Regions from separate parts of the Mus musculus genome. Here region 2 is linked to region 1. The links are chromatin loops, found by intact Hi-C in ENCODE. Cell type or tissue: gastrocnemius. All regions are shown on one strand. Each heading gives the region's core, and the rest is flanking DNA. Links, peaks and the distances in the headings are about the cores only. Region 1 holds the start of Pcm1 (pericentriolar material 1). Region 2 holds the start of Gm16193 (predicted gene 16193).

The links. Hi-C counts contacts between places; a loop is a spot of excess contacts. Peaks named below come from ENCODE experiments on the same cell type or tissue, not always from the same donor. Only the 100,000 strongest peaks of a DNase experiment are listed, where the experiment ranks them.
Region 2: a loop joins it to region 1, with 4 times the contacts of the local background. A loop is called at or near these places in 18 of 42 quality-filtered maps.

The regions. Positions count from the first base shown.
Region 1 is chr8:41,231,333-41,241,248 of GRCm38, forward strand. Pcm1 (pericentriolar material 1) reads left to right here and starts at 8,427. Exons shown (of 38, transcript NM_023662.3): 1 at 8,427-8,631. In gastrocnemius, for the core only: a CTCF peak has its summit at 4,135; a DNase peak (open chromatin) is centred at 8,274; H3K4me3 peaks cover 1,397 bases; H3K27ac peaks cover 1,934 bases.
Region 2 is chr8:41,052,379-41,062,294 of GRCm38, forward strand. All of the region lies in intron 3 of Mtus1 (mitochondrial tumor suppressor 1), which reads right to left. Gm16193 (predicted gene 16193) reads left to right here and starts at 654. Exons shown (of 3, transcript NR_166600.1): 1 at 654-945; 2 at 7,926-8,049. In gastrocnemius, for the core only: a CTCF peak has its summit at 4,826 (motif pointing right); DNase peaks (open chromatin) are centred at 983, 1,464, 2,474, 4,839 and 1 more place; H3K4me3 peaks cover 684 bases; H3K27ac peaks cover 3,255 bases.

The sequences.
Region 1 (9,916 bases), core at 899-8,898:
TATTTTCTTTGACTGTTGTGTCGATGTTCTCTATGGAATCTTCTGCACCTGAGATTCTCTCTTCCATTTCTTGTATTCTGTTGCTGATGCTCGCATCTATGGTTCCAGATCTCTTTCCTAGGGTTTCTATCTCCAGCGTTGTCTCGCTTTGGGTTTTCTTTATTGTGTCTACTTCCCCTTTTAGTTCTAGTATGGTTTTGTTCATTTCCATCACCTGTTTGGCTGTGTTTTCCTGCTTTTCTTTAAGAGCCTGTAACTCTTTAGCAGTGCTCTCCTGTAAATCTTTAAGTGACTTATGAAAGTCCTTCTTGATGTCCTCTATCATCATCATGAGAAATGTTTTTAAATCTGGGTCTAGATTTTCGGTTGTGTTGGGGTGCCCAGGACTAGGTGGGGTGGGAGTGCTGCGTTCTGATGATGGTGAGTGGTCTTGATTTCTGTTAGTAGGATTCTTACGTTTGCCATTCGTCATCTGGTAATCTCTGAAGCTAGCTGTTTTAGTTGTCACTGTTAAGAGCTTGTTCTTCAGGTGACTCTGTTAGCCTCTATGAGCAGACCTGGAGGGTAGCACTCTCCTTAGTTTCAGTGGGCAGAGTATTCTCTGCAGGCAAGCTCTCTTCTTGCAAGGCAGGTACCCAGATATCTGGTGTTCGAACCAGACTCCTGGCAGAAGTTGTGTTCCACTCACTAGAGGTCTTAGGATCACGTGTGGAATCCTGTGTGGGCCCTTGCGGGTGTCAGGCGACTCAGCTGGCAAGGTAGCCGGGGCTCGAGTGGAGTGTAAGGGGTTTGTGCCCCAGATCAAGCCCGGGTAGCCTGCTTCCCTATGTACCGCAGTCTCAAGTTCCACGCGATTGGATTGGGGTAGGCGCTGTGTTCCACTCACCAGAGGTCTTAGGGTCCCGTGGGGAGTCCCGTGTGGGCCCTTGCGGGTGTTGGGCAAGACTCTGCTGGCAAGGTAGCCCGGGGCTCGAGTCTCGAGTCGAGCGGAAGGGACTTGTGCCCCAGATCAGGCCCGGGTAGCCTGCTTCCCTATGTACCGCAGTCTCAAGTTCCGCGCGATTGGATTGGGGCAGGCACTGTGATCCACTCACCAGAGGTCTTAGGGTCCCGTGGGGAGTCCCGTGTGGACCCTTGCGGGTGTTGGGCAAGACTCTGCTGGCAAGGTAGCCCGGGGCTCGAGTCTCGAGTCGAGCGGAAGGGACTTGTGCCCCAGATCAGGCCCGGGTAGCCTGCTTCCCTATGTACCGCAGTCTCGAGTTCCGCGTGATTGGATTGGGGCAGGCACTGTGATCCACTCACCAGAGGTCTTAGGGTCCCGTGGGGAGTCCTGTGTGGACCCTTGCGGGTGTTGGGCAAGACTCTGCTGGCAAGGTAGCCCGGGGCTCGAGTCATGAGTCGAGCGGAAGGCGAGATTTTTCTATTTAATTAAAAATCTACATTTAGTTATAACACGCATACCTTCATGCTGCAGGGATGGGTAGAGATTAGGAAAGAACATACTTTCAGTGTAGTCTTTTGTTTACTGTGACATGTGTCCCTTTAATTTGATCCTAAGAAATGCACATTCCACATATGATTACACTGCTGCAGGTCTGCACAGGATTGCAATGGATAAAAAGGACAAGTGAAAACTTATAACCCCAAGGAAGACATAGGAAATGTGTGGTAGTTACAACTCCATAGAAACCAAGCTGGAGAAAGGTGGAGGGCAAGCCAGCATGGCTGGAATTATTAGAATCACCAAGAATTACATTTATGAAAGGAGTGAGTATTTGAGAGAAATGGACACAACTTGGTTATGAATAAGTGGGCAAGTAACCCAAATGTAAACATTAATATTACATTTTGAGAACAGAAGTTAGATTTTTGGGGGGGTTGGTGATGAAGAATCCTAACCATGCAGTAATGGGAGACGCCATAGTAATATGATAGGGAACCAGAGAAGGGTATCAGAGGTTTTGAAACATTAATTATACATGTGGATCAGATCGAATTAGCAGGTATAATCACATAATTGATTCAATTATATATGTTAGCATCGTTTTCTTTTCAGGAAAAGAGATACACAAAATCATAATTAATATGCTTTTCTCTGAGCAGAGACTAACCAGTGCTTCTCAGCTAGGAGTGATTTTCTTTTCCCTGCTCTGGGGGATAGTTGGTATTCAAAGTCAGAAGAGCCTTTGGTTTCCATCACTGAGAATATAGTCGTTTTAGGTATCTTGTAAGTAGACACCAAGTAACACTGCTAAATATTCTGCAGTCACTCCTACCCCTAAAACAAAATAACAACACACACACGTTGCAGGATACTTGATTACATTATGAACCCTGAGGTTGTATTATTTATTGGAAAAAAAAGTTCTAGTTGTGGGGCTCAGCCCTTAGCACATACCTTTAATCTCTCTGGCTGAAATATAGACATGCCCCTAGTATACAAACAGTGAAGGTAAAGTTAGTCTGTACAGGGAACATGATGTCTAATTGAGCGGCAGAGAAGGTGATGAATCTAAAAAAGATTTGACAGAATAAGATATACTCAACTCTCACAAGGAGAGAGAGAGAGTGGAAAGGGAAGCTACTTGAGGGGCTGTGCAGAGAGCAATAAAGGAAGGAGACAGTTTTACCAGGAGGGTTTTAGAGAGACAGGTTACAGAGAAAGAACACGTTAGTCACAGGTGAAAACAGAACGAGCCAGAGAATCAGAAGGAGTCAGAAGATTAGGACAGACTGCCAGAGTTCGTTTGAGGCCAAGCAGAGCAATTCAGAAGAAGCCAGTTTGAATCCATTGGTGTGGAGAGGAATTTTGACCAGGAACAGCTGAGTTGACCAGCCAGCCAGAATTCTGGAAGAGGTAGAGAGGGCGAGTTTACTCAGCAGTCAGTCTCAGAGGCTGAAAACAATTCTAGGCCTAGGTTAGATTGAAAGGAGGCTAGAAGCTTCCAGGACTAGGCCTAGGTTAGCAGACTGAGGCAGTGAAACTCAGAGATGACAACAACCAACAGGAGAACAAAAAATAATTTCACTCAGACACACAGACACACACACAGACACACACACATACACACACACACACACACTCACACTCACCAGTCAGGCCAGCAAGATAGCTCAGTGTGTAAATGCCTGTTTCCCAGCCTGAAAACCAGAATTCTTTCTGTAGAAGCCACATGGTGGGAGGAGAAAACAAACACCCAGAAGTTGCTCTCTGATCTGCATGCATACACAAAGTTACAAACAAATAAATAAAAGAACAAATATCAAGAATCATTAAGCTCTCTATGTCAATGGTGCCATAAATAAGAAACTTGGAGCTAGATTAAATCAGAGATGTAACATTGCATGAAAGGAACAATAGCATAAGAAGTAGTTCAGAGGTCTTCAGTAAGCATCTTACTTGGCATGACCAATATCTTCTTTCATCAAGTTATCCACTAAGCTAATTTAAAATGAGTTATCTATAGCTTCAAAGTATATTTCAAAATTACTTTTACATTCTACTGAGCCTTTGCATGCACATATATCAACATGGATATATCTCAGAAAGATAATGGCTAATGAACAAAGCAAGTCAGAAAAGAATACATTCACTGTGATACCAATTTTTATCAAATTTGAAAATAAAGAATAAAATAATATTTGTTCACGAACATGCAAAATTATATATGAACAGTGAAAATGATAATAGCCAATTCAGGATAGTATTTATGATTGAAAAGAGAAGTGAGGGCTGGAGAGATGGCTCAGTGGTTAAGAGCACTGTCTGTTCTTCCAAAGGTCCTGAGTTCAGTCATCTGTAAAGGGATCTGATGCCCTCTTCTGGTGTGTCTGGAAAACAGCTATAGTGTGCTCATATAAATAAAGTGTTAAAAAAAAAAGAAAAAGAAAAGAGAAGTGATTTTGTAGTAAAGAATGGGGAGTTCATAAACACAGCAAATCAATGATTTGGGTTATTTAATGAATCCTTAAGGGATTTTATTATTTTAGCTTACCACATATATTTTATATATTTTTTTTGTGCTGTACCAAAAAAAAAAAATCAAGTAATATGACAATAAGCTTCCATTGTAATGGGCTATTGGATTCTGAAGCTATTTCCCTTACATTCTATCACCATCTGCAGGTTAATCTTGCTATTGCAGAAAATTGTTGTTTCTTTTCAGACAAAACCAAAAATAAATTAAGGAGCACCAAAATAAATGCAATTTACAAGGAATTGAGAATATGTACAGAAGTACAAATTTTCAGTTATAGATATAATCTGTTATTAGTAAACATGCAAAAGATATTTTAAAATACAAACAATATAAACACAAAATGTTATATTGTAAGTACCACATAACCAGTGCCCAACTACATATCAAGAAACAGAAACAAGTAGTTTTTTTTTTTTTTTAATTTAATTCTATTTTTTACTTATTCACTTTACATCTTGCTTACTGCCCCCTTCTGGTCACCACCCTCCTACAATGGGGGAAGGGAATAGGGGATACTTAGAATCAGGTGTGGGGAGGAACAGGAGAGATGGCCATATGGTCATAAGAGCGAATGGAAATCTGCAACTGGGGTGAGGAGGTGGGGGGAATTTCCAGGAAGAGACAGAGACCTGGGATAAGGAACGGCCCAAGAATCGATGGAGGTGACCTTAGCTGTGACTCACAACATTGGGGATATGAACCCTGAATAGGCTACCTCCTGTAGCCAGGCAGGAACCCCAGTGGAGTGATAGAGACTCCAACCCACCCACAAAACTTTGAACCCAGTATTTATCCTGTCTACAAGTAATGTAGGCACGGGGGAGGGAGCAGAGACTGAGGGAGTGGCCAACCAAAACTGGCCCAACTTGAGACCCATCCCATGGGCAAGCACCTATCCCTAGCAGTATTAATAATACTGTGTTATGCTTGCTGCCAGGAGCCTAACAAGTAGTATTTTACCCATCATGATGACTAACTTGTGATTAATGTTAATGGAAACCCGAGTAAACTGAATTGTATACATTTAGTTACTCCCTAACGCCAAACTAGGTACCACCTTTTCTTGCCATTACTCCCTTTTCTCCTCTGCCTGGTTTGTGCTAAACATGGTCACCAGGTTAAACTCTCAACTATTTCATGTTCAGTCTAGAAGACAATGCCCATAATCCCCTGACACACAAAGGGTAGGGACAGGACGATTGTAAGTTTGAGGCCAGCCTGACAAAGAAGAAAGAATGGGAAAGGGAAAGAAAAATAAGAGCTCCAAACGATGACACCATTTCATACACTAGCAAGCCTTTGTTGCAAGGACCATGATATAGCTGTCTCTTGTGAGACTAGGCCGGAGCCTAGCAAACACAGAAGTGGATGCTCACAGTCAGCTATTGGATGGATCACAGGGCCCCCAATGGAGGAGCTAGAGAAAGTATCCAAGGAGCTAAAGGGATCTGCAACCCTATCGGTGGAACAATATTATGAACTAACCAGTACCCCAGAGCTCTTGACTCTAGCTGCATATGTATCAAAAGATGGCCTAGTCGGCCATCGCTGGAAAGAGAGGCCCATTGGTCAGGCAAACTTTATATGCCCCAGTACAGGGGAACCCCAGGGCCAAAAAATGGGAATGGGTGGGTAAGGGAGTGGGGGGGGTGTGTGGGGGACTTTTGGGATAGCATTGGAAATGTAATTGAGGAAAATACGTAATAAAAAAAAGAAAAAATATAAAGTAAAAAAAAAAAAATAAGAAAAATAAGAGCTGGGGACTTGCACATCGTCGCATTGCACAGGCCTAGGATGTGGAATGCACTAGTTTTCTCTCCAGAACTGCCAAAAAACCCAACCAAACAACAATACTTCTCCTAAAGTCTCTTTGTGTAGCTTTAATTTAATCCTATTTTTAATGATGGTTCTTAAATTCTTTAACTGTTCTTGTAGCCCACCACCCACAAGAGGTGGTAGAAAAGAGGTAGCAAAACACCATCCAACCGACTTTCTCAAGAACCCGTAAGTTTTTCACACATTCCCTGGAGAACAAAGTCCAATCTGTTCAGATTGGTAATAAGACTTTCTATACTTTGGACCCAACCTGTTGCTCAGTCTTACCTTGTTCAGCCTCCTCTGTGCCTCACCCCACATGAATCTCTACTTCCACCAGCCTGGTTTCTGTGCTGGCCAGTGCTAATTCGGAATGTACTATGTATTCCTGGCATAACCCATCTCCTTCCAATCAGCCTGCCATTCATACTCCTGAGTATTTCAACAAATATGTTCAATATGTCTCCTAAATGCCAAATATTGAAAATCAGTTCCCATATGTATTTTAATACCCAACCTCTTTGTTTCCCACATTTTTACAGATGGCTGTACCATATTTCATCTTCCATAGAAGTCCTAGAGCTACTATTATTTTTGAGATAATATAGCCCTACTCCCCCTGTCCCAACTACTAAAGTGCTTTCTGCCCATATCATTTATTTTGTCATAATCAGGTATTATTAATACCAAACTGATTCATTTCCTAAGGTATTGTATGTCTTTATATATACAAGCTACATTTTTGGAAGTCAGGATAATTTTACAGCATCTCAGGCTTCCCCCACTCCCCATATTTCCCTAAAAGACCAGTGATGCTTGAGGAAAGTTATTTAAAAATATGCAGTATTTTTATTCTTTGCAATTTTCATGTCACGTATTTTGATCATATTCACATACCTCAACTCTTTTTCATAGGTTCTCCAAGATTCACCCTGCACTTCTCCCAAAATGAAAGAGAATCATATCCTCTTAAAACACACACACACACACACACACACACAGAGACACACACACACACACACACACACACACACACACACACACACAGACAGAGAGACACAGAGAGTTCTGTGTAAGCAACTTAGTCACACACACACACACACACACACGAGAGAGAGAGAGAGAGAGAGAGGGAGAGAGAGAGAGAGAGAGAGAGATCTGTGTAGGCAACTTAGTGAGACTCAGATCCAAATGAAAAATAGAGGCCTAAAGATTATAGGTCAGTAGTAGAGTACTTGCCTAGCATGTCATGTCGAAAAGCCCTAGGTTCAATATCCACTACCCGGCTGGGTGTGTAGCTCAGTTGACAGAATGTTTGCCTAGCATGCATGAAACCCTGGGTTTGATTTCCAGCAGTGTACTGATTCATTTCCTTAAGGTATCGTATGTTTTTATGTATACAAGCTACATTGAGGTGGAATGCTACACTTCAGCATTCCACAAGCAGAAGGATCTGAAGTCAGAGATTTGAGGCCAGCCTGAGATACAAGAGACGTTGCCTCAGAAACAGGATAAAAACGAATACAGAAGGCTATGGACACAGTAGTAAATTGCCCTGGGCAGGAAGAGTTTAGTTGATAGGAACCGTGGTGCTCTGAGAGAGTTGTAGTATTTTGTTTTGTAAACAATTTGTTGGTAATTGTGTGGAGCAATTTATTGTGGAAAAACAGAAACCTATTCTTTCTCAATTACATTATTTTACATTTAAAAAAATCCTATTTTAGACATTTAGAAGCTGTCTAAAAACAGAATGTGTATGCATGCAACTAAAATCGACAGGTAGTCTTAACTTCGGAGCCTGGCATATTGAAAGCCTTGCAACTTAAAAAAAAAAAGTTTTGTTTTGTGCTGTTTTTATGACACTATTTATCCATTTATTAACCTTAACACAGCCGTTAGCAAGAATATAAATTAAACAGGATTTCAAAGACTATCCGTTCAGCGAAAATTTCACAAGATTAAACTCTGTTTACAACTACTTCTTTCTACCAACAAAGTAGCGGGACAGCGTTCCAAGTGGCAATGACCACTGACAATCTTATTTATGATTCTTCCACCGACTAAGCACACATGACATACTGATTTAATATCCTTGCTAAAATTAGGGGTTAGATTGTAAAGGCTCATCAGTATCCTTCGTGATAGGAAAGTGGGTAGGAATGCACTACAAGGGTTCCCAGTCTTCCGGTCTCCATCTGGAAGCTCATGCCTCCACAGAAAATTAGAAAGCGCCCGGAGACTTGCAGTGAGCTAAAGCACTTATAAACCCCACAGGCCTCAAGCCTTAAAAAACACAGCGGAGCCATCTGGCAGGCGCACAGCACACTGGGATTTGTAGTTCCGTTTCTTTTGGCTACCCAGTTGAGTGGGCATTCTGGGATGTGTAGTTCCCAGGTTGTTCGTCTGCACAAATCTTTTCCTGACTAGAGGGGCGGTACGTGACTCCACGGAAGGCCCGAGCGTCACGTGACTCAGGTCACCGCACGCCCGGAGTTCGCACTGCGGCTCCAGCCCCGGCGAGTTCTCGCCCCCGCGCAGCCGTTGCCGAGGAGACCGCGCTCGTCTCGCGGAGCGTTGCGCCCCCCCCCCCCTCTGCAGTTCCCCCGCCCCCCACTCTTCTCCCACCACAATGAGGTCCTAAGATGGCGGTGGCTGCGGCGGTTGGCGCCTAGTTAGCTAATGTAGAGAAGGCGGCCATTGGGGCTTTGGGCAGTCGAGGGGGATTTGTGGGCCTCCCTTCCGCGGTCTTGGAGGAAGAACCGCTGCCGGCGGCGGCTCCTGGAGGGGCGGCCGACCGCCACTCGGCCCTTGGCAGGAGGGGCGGCTTCGTTTCCAGGTAACGCGGCCCTGGGCCACCGCGGGCCGGAGCACAGGGTGGTTCGAGGCGGGCGCGGCGCTGGAAGCGGCCTGGGGCCACGCCTGCCCGTTTTAACTCTGAGGTCCCATGGCTGCGCGATCCTTCCCCACCCCCAGGCTGTCATCGGCTCCTCTCGGCGCCGACTGACACGCTAGCTCTGGCGAGCGTCTGGGACGACGCTGGCTGGCGCCTCCACGATCTTGGGGCGTCCCATGTGAGGACCGCTCGCCCGGTGCTGGAGATTTCACCCCCCTCCAGGGTGGAGGGGAAGGTTGCCTTGTAGTTCGGGGTGATGAGTTCCGAAAGAAACTGGCCTTGGCGGCCCGAGGCCCCGGGGACCGCCATCCCTCCCAGCCCACCCGCCGAATTCCATCCTGGGAGGGGTCCCGGGCGGCCCGGATCCTCCTGGGTGCAGAGAGTCTGTGGCCCGGGAGTTTTCTGCGGTCCCTTTTATTCTTGGAGCAGGAAGGCCCCTGGAGGCGTTCCTGACTCCTGCTAGTAGGTTCTTTTCGCTAAGAAAATGTTAATTTAATAATCCTTCTCCGCGCTCCTCCCACTGCCCCTTCTTCACCCCTTCGGGAAGATCCAGTTTCTTTACATCTAGAATGGGTGGTGGGGGGGCGAGGGGGAGACTGGGGATGGGTGGGTGGGAGGGAAGCGAGATGTCCAGTGGGATTCTGGCAGCCTGGCTTGCTTTGCAGAGACTGCTGTTAAGGATTAGGTGTTCGGCCCCCCTGTGGGGGCGTCTGCGTGAACCAACTTTTCCTCTCGCGCTAGCCTGGTCCAAACCCAAAACAAAACACAAAACGTTTTTTTCCTCCCCTTTCTTTCATGGCGGTATTAGGATTGGTGTGGGAACTACGGGTGACAGATCGTGCTTTGGCGCTTAGAAGAAGCGGGCTTTCTGGGTGCCCCTACCGCCTCCTACCCCCGCCCCATAACCGCTTTCCAGACCCCGCCTTCGGTGTTCTCTGGTTACTAGAGCCGGTGTTCAAGAGCTTTTTGTGCACCTGCTTCTGCCTTTTCCCTATCACCTTCCTGGTCAGGGCCACTGGCTGGCGTCGTTAATACCGAATTTCGCACTTGAAGGTACACCTCGGTAAATGTAGTTAAAAAAAAAAAAAGAATTCTCATGCCTAAAGCTTTTTTAAAAAATAAGAGAGTAACAAGTTCTTGAATAGTTTGAGTAACAGGGATTTAATGACTTAATCAGGAGAGTACATTTTCTTCAAGGGTCTTTAGATGGCAGCTGCGGGCTATTTTC
Region 2 (9,916 bases), core at 792-8,791, 180 kb before region 1:
CAGAGCTGCCTATTACAATGGTCTCTTGGTTATGCTACAATGGGTTTTTCTAAAATCCCTATTTTCATATCCCCAGACCAGGGAATGTTGCAAGTGGAATAAGAAGCGGAGAAGACAGGACGTGGAGAGAGAATGCGTTGAACGTTTCAGAAAATTCTAGGCAGAAGAAGGAATTTGCCCACTCTAAAGAGTTTCTCTCTTCGGTCTCAACGTTGGCTTGTGAGCTAGCATGTCTTAATACATTCTGGCATCTAGTTAAATGAGTTTTTGTTTTTATTAAACTCCCTGTATCTGCACAGAAATAAAAACTCCGATTTCTGAAACTCTTTGTACATCAGCTTAACGCTCTGCTCTGCGCCGATCGTCTGCCTACCTGGCTTTAAGACAAATCACTGACATCTAAAGTTCAAAAGCAAAAAAAATCACAAGAATGTCTCATATGCCCCACATAGAGATACTAAAAGAGAACAGGCAAGACTAAGAGTTATCTGAATATTTCCTCATGAAGTAATCCCTTCAGACGGTATGCACTCTAACATGCCTCAGAAGATGGAGACAGCACTATCCGCTGCCCACCTCTCTCTATTCACCTGTGACAGACATCACTAATCAAATACCCTTTTTCTCTGAACCTGGAGGCAGCCAAAAGAGTCAATTGGTTCTTATCGACTGCCCAGTGTTGACAGATATGACCATACTCACTAACCACTTTTGCCACAAGAGAAACAAAACTGAGTGTCAGGAAGACTCATCCTTTCTGCCCACTTAGTTGGGCAAACCGAAGCGCTTTCCTTCCAAGAGACAGGGCGGCACCATGGTACTGCGGTGAAGAAAAGGAGTCAGGTGCATACGGCTGGAAGGATGCTGACCGTGGTCCAGGTCTCCCTTCCCGTTCATCAGGTTTAAGATTTGCCGTGGATTAATAGAAACCAGAACAAGCCCCAGGTGAGTAGTACCCTTTCCTGTCACTTCCTGTCAGCCAGGCTGCCACCCAAGTGCAGGAGAGGATGGCCCATTTCTTTATTAATCTTTTGGATCTCCTATTGCGGATGGAGTGCAAGCAAACAGCTTTGGTTGGCATCTCTGCCATTGCCCCACACCATCTGTCTGTCCTCAAAAATAAACATGCTTTTGTGGCCAAAGGGAAAGGGGAAGGAAATCTCTGGTCTCCATAGTCCTGCTAATGTGGCAAAACTACTTTCTCAAGACCTGCTTCCAAATTGCACAATGATCTCTCTCATTTGGTATAGAAAAACCACTGCACAATCTTTACACGGATATCTTCATACTAATTTTTCCTATGTACTCATTAAAAAAAAAATAAAACCTGAGAAACCCTCAGATATAAGAAAAATTGCCTTATACGCCTCCTTTCAACCAACTTATAACTCGAAAACATTGTTTCTAAGGATCCCCAAGTACCAAGGACCAGGTGCCAATTTCCCAACAGCACTGTGCAGTGGATTTCTTAACAGACACCACTAACAATACAACATCACAAAGCAAAAGGAAGCAAAGGAGGCAAGTGTGGCCCCTCACAGAGGCTCCAGTGTTGGAGCTGTCAGTCATGATATGCCAGCTAAAGATTAAGTGACCCCTCCATAACAGCAGCAAGATGATTTTGGTTCAAAATGATTTTTTTTATATCTTAAGGCAGTTTAAAAAAAAACGCATACACATTTAACACTATTATGTGAATTGTATATTAATTATAACTGAAGACAACAAAAAAAAAATCTGACCCTTTCATTTAAATCCTAAGGAAATATTTTTCTACATCTGCCAGTCACACACTCAAAACTTAGTATTTAGTCAGAAATTAAATCATCAAACAGCCTTTTAATCAGAAATTAAATCATCAAATGGTCTTTGGTAATAGGATAACATCATACCAAGAACATTGATAAGCTGAATTATAATTGGTTTAAGCACCCAACCCCAGAAAACACACAATAAAATTTGTTCCCAACAGATCCATTCACATCTTAAATATATATAAATACAATCACGAAACACCACAGTCAACATAAATTGCAAGCAACAACAAAGCTAATAACCAAGCGGGCCTAAAAAATCAATTTATTTAATAAAAATTTAAGCATGCTTACAAAGCAAAGAATCAGATGAGAAACCGTCGACCTACTTTTTTTCCTAGTAAGCGTGGCTAACAAAGGAATTATACAAAGGCTGTAGGATCCCACGACAAGCAGTGCCAGTAAGGTAGCATCATACTGCCTTTCTGAGCCGGCCGGGGGTGTGAGTGTAGAATTGATAAAGATCGTTGAAGAAATATCAGTTTCTGTACAACTGCGAAATCCTCCTGGTATAGTCATTTAAAAAGGAACAAAGCAAGCTCAGGCAGGAAAAGCTGCAGCCATGTTCATGCATCCCTCATGCTTGCTCCCAGTCAATTAGAATGGGGAGGGGGAGAGCTGTAAGCCGCCAGGCACTACACGGAACAGATTAAACCAGCTGCACGACAGACTAAGAAAGACTGGCAGACGTGCACGCTTAATCTGTAAGGGGGACGCATGGCCACTAGACAGGCTCTGCGGGTACACGGGGAAACCCTTTTGTTAACAGACAAAAAGAAAGGACAAAAGCATTTCGAAACCTCCTTGGCAGGGTCAGACAGGCTACTGGGGCAGTGGCCAGTTCAACATGGCTGTTCGATAGAAAACCCAGGGTGTGATATTATGGAATGTGTCTGCTCCGAGTGTCACAAACTCCATCATTATGGCTTTCAGGGTTTTCTGGTGATTCTATCAGGGTGGTTTGTTTTGTTTTGTTCTGTTTTTGTTTTTGTTCTTTTAATTTGCACAGTAGGACAAAGAAGTCTAGATGGGAGACGAATTCACAATAATAACAAATGCTAGTCATATTTTCAGGTTCACAGAGAATTAATTACCTGTTAGCATAAACCCTTTGGGGTTTTCCCCCACCCCTTTAAAATTTTAAACAATGAATACATACAAAAATAATAACCCTCTTTAATTTTAATTAACATACTAATACTATGTGCCTATGAGACCAGCCTCTGCATTCAGTGACCTGTCTGAAATGGGTCCTTTGCCATTAACTCAATGCCTATTGTCTATAATCCATCCTGTCACATACTTGCTGTGTGACTTTGATCTGGTAATAGTCTCTGAGCCTCAGTTAAGTCTCCTAAAAGTCCAAGGTAAAGACCAAGGTATTGGGGTGGAAGCAGTGGAGTAGCGGAGCGTGTACGTGTATGGTAGCTCTGTTGCTGGTCTACACCTAAAGAGTTTGATGACTCTGGCCCCCCACACCACCCCACCCCACCCCCCACACAAATGACATGCATTTGTCGTTAAAGCAAAGAGCTCACATCTCCAACTCTTCCTCACAAATGTATATAATCTGTCTCTTTCTCCTAATCTGCTTTTTATTATTCATAAGGCTATTTCTCTGTCACCTATATCCCTCCCTGTACCTATTATGATCCTAGGCACAGTGGGCCCTCCAAAGTTGTTTGTCTTAACTCATTCATGGATTATTTCGTGAGGAAATTTGAGAAGAAAGGGGGGAACAAAACAAAAAGCTCTCTTCTGAATGCATCTTTTGAATAAAGGGGGAGAAGTCTTTTTGGGGGGAAAAAAGAGCTTAGCTTCTTTGCTCACTCGGCATGAAGAAAATGGAATGCACAAAACCTTTCAGAGTATTCCCCTGAGTTTAACTTATTTATGATTAAGCTTAAAGCTGTATAATTTGTACCACCCTGTGGCTGGCATCTAAAGCAGAAGTTTACAAAGCACTTCCACAAGACACTCTTTCGAAAACCAAACCAAACTAAACCAGTGATGGTTTTCTGGATCTCAAGCTGGAAGAGCCCCAGCTACTATTCTTTTCCAAACAGCCCTGCAAACATGTCAGCTGGAATAATGTACTTTAAGTTCCTTTATATAGCACCTGCCAGTAATACGTAACCATTTCAGGGTTCCCTGGAGGTTCGTTCAAAGAAATCTATTCCTAAAAACTTGTTTCCATGTCAAACATTCTGAGTAATTACAAAGAAACAATATGTAAAATTCCCACTAAGATACAGAGACAAAATTAATTATTTGTGGACCATTGGCTTTGCCTATGTCTACTGTCTCAACCACCCACAAAAGGTGACATCAGTCTGACTTACAGTCACTGCTGTAGGCGCTCAGGTCGCTGTGGGTGCTGGCCACTGACCGGGTGCTTCCTGCCCTGCATATCAAGGATGCTTCGGATATAGGAAGTGGTCTAGGCAAATTCACCCAAGAAGAGAGTGCAGTTTTCAAGCACGGAGGCTTTCCTTGGGATTAAAAAAAAAAAAAAAAAAGGTTTCTATCTATCGTGAAAACTTGTACTTTAAGCTGGTACATTCAAACTTCTCTACCGACCATGGAGTTGTCAGAATGCAAAATTAATGTTCAACGCTATGATGCTTCAGATGAGAGAGACACAAAAGCCGCACACACACTTACTTCTTTTGAATAATTCAGAAGCAGAAGAGAGGAAATGATGAAGCAATTAGGCTATGAGAAGTGTGGCCTCAAGTAATTAACTCACACATCTCTGATGTGCAAGAAGGATGAGGGAAAAGAAAAAAAACATTAAGAAAGAAGCCTTTGGTAAAACCGTGATCAAAGCAGAAACGATCAGATGTGATACCTTTCCCTTTAACACTAAAATAAGCAGACTGCTCTGTTAGCACATGAGGTGGCCATATTTAAAAAGAAATAGACGAAAATTTAAAAGCACTCAAAGCAAAAAAATCACGGTTGGGAGAAAGCTTTCACTAAATAAAAAAAATGCTCGGAGCTGAACAGCAGGTGGCGCTATGCTCATTTTTTTCCCCACCCCGTTCCTGTTTCATCTTTCCAGTTGATTTGCCAAACTTGATGTGAGGAATGCTGTTCACTCAAATTTCTAAAACTGCGTTGCTGGAAACAAACAAACAAACAAAGGCATACATACTTGCCAAACAATTGTTTTGGTCAGAACTCTTCAAACTCGCTCACCTCTTGAGCAGTCTATTTGATGTGCTTTATGCTCTACTCAAGGACTTAGTGGAGACTGAACCTCAATTCCACAAGCTCCGCCCCATCCTCTTTCTGAAGACCAGATCCACTCACACTGAATTCCTCATTGTGTTTCAACAACGTGGGTGCTCTGGCTTCCTCTCGCTTCCCTTTCATTAGGCAATCTTCAAATCACTGGGACCATGCCTGTATCATCTCCGGATATCCTGGCACCGAGTGGCCCTATGCGAGCTATGCTGGTAGCATCACTGCCCTAGAGTGCATCAAGGGTTGGAAAGACCTTTGACAAAAATGATGCTGTCACATTTTACCAATGGCAGACAAATAAGGTGACGGTGGCAAAATGTTACGTTCACTGGTTTGTCCCCAGCACATGACAGAACACTTACCTAGCATGCACGAGGCCCTGGGTTCAAGGCCCGGTACCTTGAAAAAAAAAAATCCATTAAATCTAAGCTAAGCTGTTCAGAATTCTGGCTTCTTCTCAAGCCACCCCTGCCAGGTCAGGCTTCCCCCTTGCTGGTCTGGCTTTTGCTCATACCTCCTACTGGCTTCCTGAGCTTGATTGATCTGGGTGGAGACTCCGAGAGCAGAGGCATTCCCAATCCAACTCTGTTCCTTGGACTTTACAAAGCAAGGAGCTGCAACAGGTGTCTGCTGAAATCAGTGTCCTTCCCATGCCATGAGTAAATGACTCATTTTGTTAAAACACTCTCTCTCTCCATCTATACCAAGACATTTAATCGCCCATTTTACAAGGCAATTTGACTCTTTAAGTCTATTAATTAAATACAAGTCCTTACTAACAGGCACAGCAAGTGTTACATGTTCAAACACCCATTCCGCTTTCACTTCTCGTGCCAACCCTTTTCACTGGCTTTAGGTGGAATGGAAAAGCAGATCTTTAGAATACAAATTTATCAAACTGCTACCCTGTCGGAAAAAAAAAAAAAAAAAAAAACCATCCAGATGGAGTCAACTCCAAAATCAAAGGTCCGGGGATCAAATTTTCTGGGTCACAGCTACAATGAAGTCAAAACCTAGCAAGCTTAGGAGATACAGGATTCCTTGGAAAGGTGTGCTTCCTGGTACTGCCTCTGGAAACACCATAGACTTCCAGATCTTTCAAGTGTGCCTCCAGAGACCTACACCATGCTCACTAACGCACAGCCTGCCCAGAAGCACACGCGCCCATACTCGGTCACCAGCCCCTTACCTGCCCTAGCCCGCATTCCTTAGGAAGGTTCCAAGGGAACTCTTGATCTCCCAACCCACCCACCCTCTCCCTTCCACCTATTTCACCAAAAGCTTAACTTTGAAAAGCAGAGTCTTGCTCTGTTGCCCAGCTTCCTGGGCTCAAGCAATCCTCCTGCTTCACACACACACACACAATTTTCATATGCACTGTAGGCTGGGATTTGCATATGAGGAAGTTCGTGTGATTCTTTTCTGAGTTTGGGTGACCTCAGTATATTTTGTGACTCCATCCATTTTTCTGGGAGTTTCAAGATTTCACTTTTCTTTACAGCTGAATAATATTCAATAATATATAGTACCACACTTTCCTTATCTGTCTGTTGATAGACATATCTAGGTTGATTCTCCTTCCTCGCTGTTGTGAATAGCGCGGTAATAAAACATGGTCTCTCTAGTAGAGTGTGGAATTCTCCAAGTATGTGCCCAGGAGTGGAATAGCTGGGACACAGGGCAGTTCTATTATTATTTTTACAAACTTCCAAACTGATTTCCAAATAATGTATTGATTTGCGGTCCCACATACAATAAGTGGGAATTTCTCCAAATCCCCACCAACACTTAACAGGTTTCTTCACACCAGCCATTCTGACTGAAGTAAGACTGTATCTCAGAGTAGTCTTAATTGATATTCTTCTGATGATTAGGGATATTGAACACTTAAATAATTAGTCTTCTGTGTGTCTTCTAAGAAGTGTTCATCCTGTCAAATTAGCAGTATTATTTCCCCGGTGTTTAATTTTTGCAGTTCATTAGAGATAAGCCTCCTGTCTAGAGTGTAGGTGGTAAAGATATCCTCCCATTCTGTGAGCTGTTTGACCCACAGTCGATGGCTTCTTTCACTGTGCATAAACGTTTTAATCTCAAGAAATCCCATTTGTTGATTCTTGGCCCTGGTTCCTGTGTTACCGCGCTCTGTTCAGAAATGGGTGGCTCACCCCTATGTCTTTTCTCTGACAACTTCACATTATGAATTAAGAGCTTTTGATCTACTTTGGGTTGATTTTTGTACAGACCTAACGTCACTCTTCGGCAGATGGGCATCTTAAGATTTGTCAACATCATTTGTTGAAAAGGCTTTTTTTCCACTGCAGTGTTTTTGTGATTCCTTCAACAAAAATTAGGCTCCACCCTCCCTGCTTATTTACAGATCCTCGGTCCTATTCCGTTAGTTTAAGGGCATATTCTCATACTGAGCTGTCTTTGTCATTCTAGCTCCGCTTTATAATTTGAGGTTAAGATCATGACACTTCCAGCCATGTTCCTTGGCTCCTTTGGGTTGCTTTGGTTATTCGTGGTCTTTTTTAAGTTCCAAATGAATTATGGCTATTTAATTCTTAGCCTGTGAAATAGGACATTGGAATTTTGATGGCTATTACGATACATATGTACATTCACTTTTGTAATTATAACCGTTTACACAATATTAGTTCAAGTTCAAGAGCGCGAAAGAAGAAAAATATCACACAGGAAGTTTAAATTTATAATAAAACAGTTGCAGAAAAACATACTGCAGTATAATGGGAGTATCGTGGGGTCTGCCAAGATTGAGTGTACTAGAAAAGGCGTGGGTGAGAAGATCTCCATTCCCTCATCATTAGCATTTAAACATTTATTGGTATGGATTTTCTCTAGATGGCGAGCACAGTTAACAATGAAAAGTCATAAATGCAGAAGTCAATGGGGACCACATTCAAACGCACGACTCCCAGTACAAAGTGGATCCGGCAACCAAGAAAGGAGAAACTGGACAGACAAGGTAGATTCCAGTAGCTGTGTGAGTCCATCTGCAAGCAGTAGCTCATCATCCACCCTTTTATTTCACTCAAGAAGGACACTAAGTCAATGCCTACATTCATAGCTTGTATCTGGTTATTATGAAGACAGCCATTTTACTAGTGGAAAGTCATGATTTCCTAAGAGGTATGTTTCCTAGGGCTGGAAATGAAAGCCAAAGAATGAGCTCCCCAATGGCCCTCCTTTGTCTTCCCCTTCTATGAAATACTTTATTCTCCAAGAGAAAGCTCCAGGGCCTTTGACGGTGCATTGCCAGTCTCCCAGTGCTGACTCAGCCTACTCTAAGGAAAGGCCTGGGAAAGGTAAGTGAGTCCACACTGCAAGAGAGAAGCACCTTCAAAGGAATGACAGCAATTCCCGGAGCCACAAAACATCTACCAGCCAAAGTGATTTCCCATCTCTGAACTATCAAGCAGACATGAACAGGGACTTAACAAAGCTGTGAGAGGCTTTTCAACATCATCATAAAGCATATCACAGTTCACATTTGATAAAATGTATGGCTTGCATAAATGAGATTCAGTTATATGAGAGAGAGAGAGAGAGAGAGAGATCAGGGGAGGCAGGAGAGAACGAGATTGGGGGAAGAAGAAAGAAAGGTAGAAAGAATGAGAATCTACTACAATGTTACCTAAAATGGACAACACAGACCACTCTTTTAAAAATATCTGGGCTATGAAATCACATGGGAGTGTGTATTATACAAGTGTTTACTTGCTGAGCCAGGAAGGTAACTTGCAAAAAAAAAAAAGCGATCACAAAAGCACAGGCCTGTGTATCTGAAACATCTGACAAAAGTTTGCAAAGAAAAGTGTAACTAGGAAAGTCACTGTGGCCCATGACACAGCGCCTGGTGCTCTGGAGGGTCCATTCTTAGTGGGACCGCAGATGGCAGGGTAAAGAAAAGAGCAACAATGTTGGAGATGTGGTTATTTCACAACTGGGAAAGAGATGCCACTAAACGCCAGATGGGAACTTTAAACCTGAACTTTGGTAGTGAATATAGTGGAGAGATGGAGAGAGGCATGGATGGCTCTCAGTATTTGAATTAGAATTTTGATCACATGGTAGAAGACAGGCCTTGTCCAAAGGGAAGAGTAGAGAAATGGAGTAGAGATTAGGAGGCAGGCATACTTGCCTGAGCAAAGGGTATGGGAATTTTCTCTAGACCATGAGGAGGTGACTGAGGTCACTTGGTAACATTTAATTATTAATAAGGTGGGCAATCAGCAGGGACACTCAGGAAGATAAAGTGCTAAATGAATGTGGGGTTCAAACAAAAGATAACCCTGTTATAGCTATGGTTATAATGTCAGCTCTTTACATGCAACTACATAAAAAGACCTTTATAGAAATTATCTACAGTAACTAGGAATTAGAAAATTAAAGTAAAACCCAAAGCAGTAACAAATTGTACTATTCTCAAAATGACAGCTGTATATTCAATTGCAATTAACTCTAATGGGCCAAATGCTTTCATTAGCAATGTACATCTAATAAATTAGTTTCATTGGAGAGTACTGTAATATTAAATGTTCTTCAAATAAAAACAATAGGCTACTTATAAATAAACTTATAAACTAAAGAACAGTTTTTGTGTTTGTTGGAAAAAACCTTTTTAAATGGTCTTTTAGAGCCGGGCGGTGGTGGTGCACACCTTTAATCCCAGTACTTGGGAGGCAGAGGCAGGTGAATTTCTGAGTTCGAGGCCAGCCTGGTCTACAGAGTGAGTTCCAGGACAGCCAAGGCTATACAGAGAAACCCTGTCTCGAAAAAACAAAAAAACAAACAAACAAAAAAAAAACCCAACCCCCCCAAACAAAACAAAA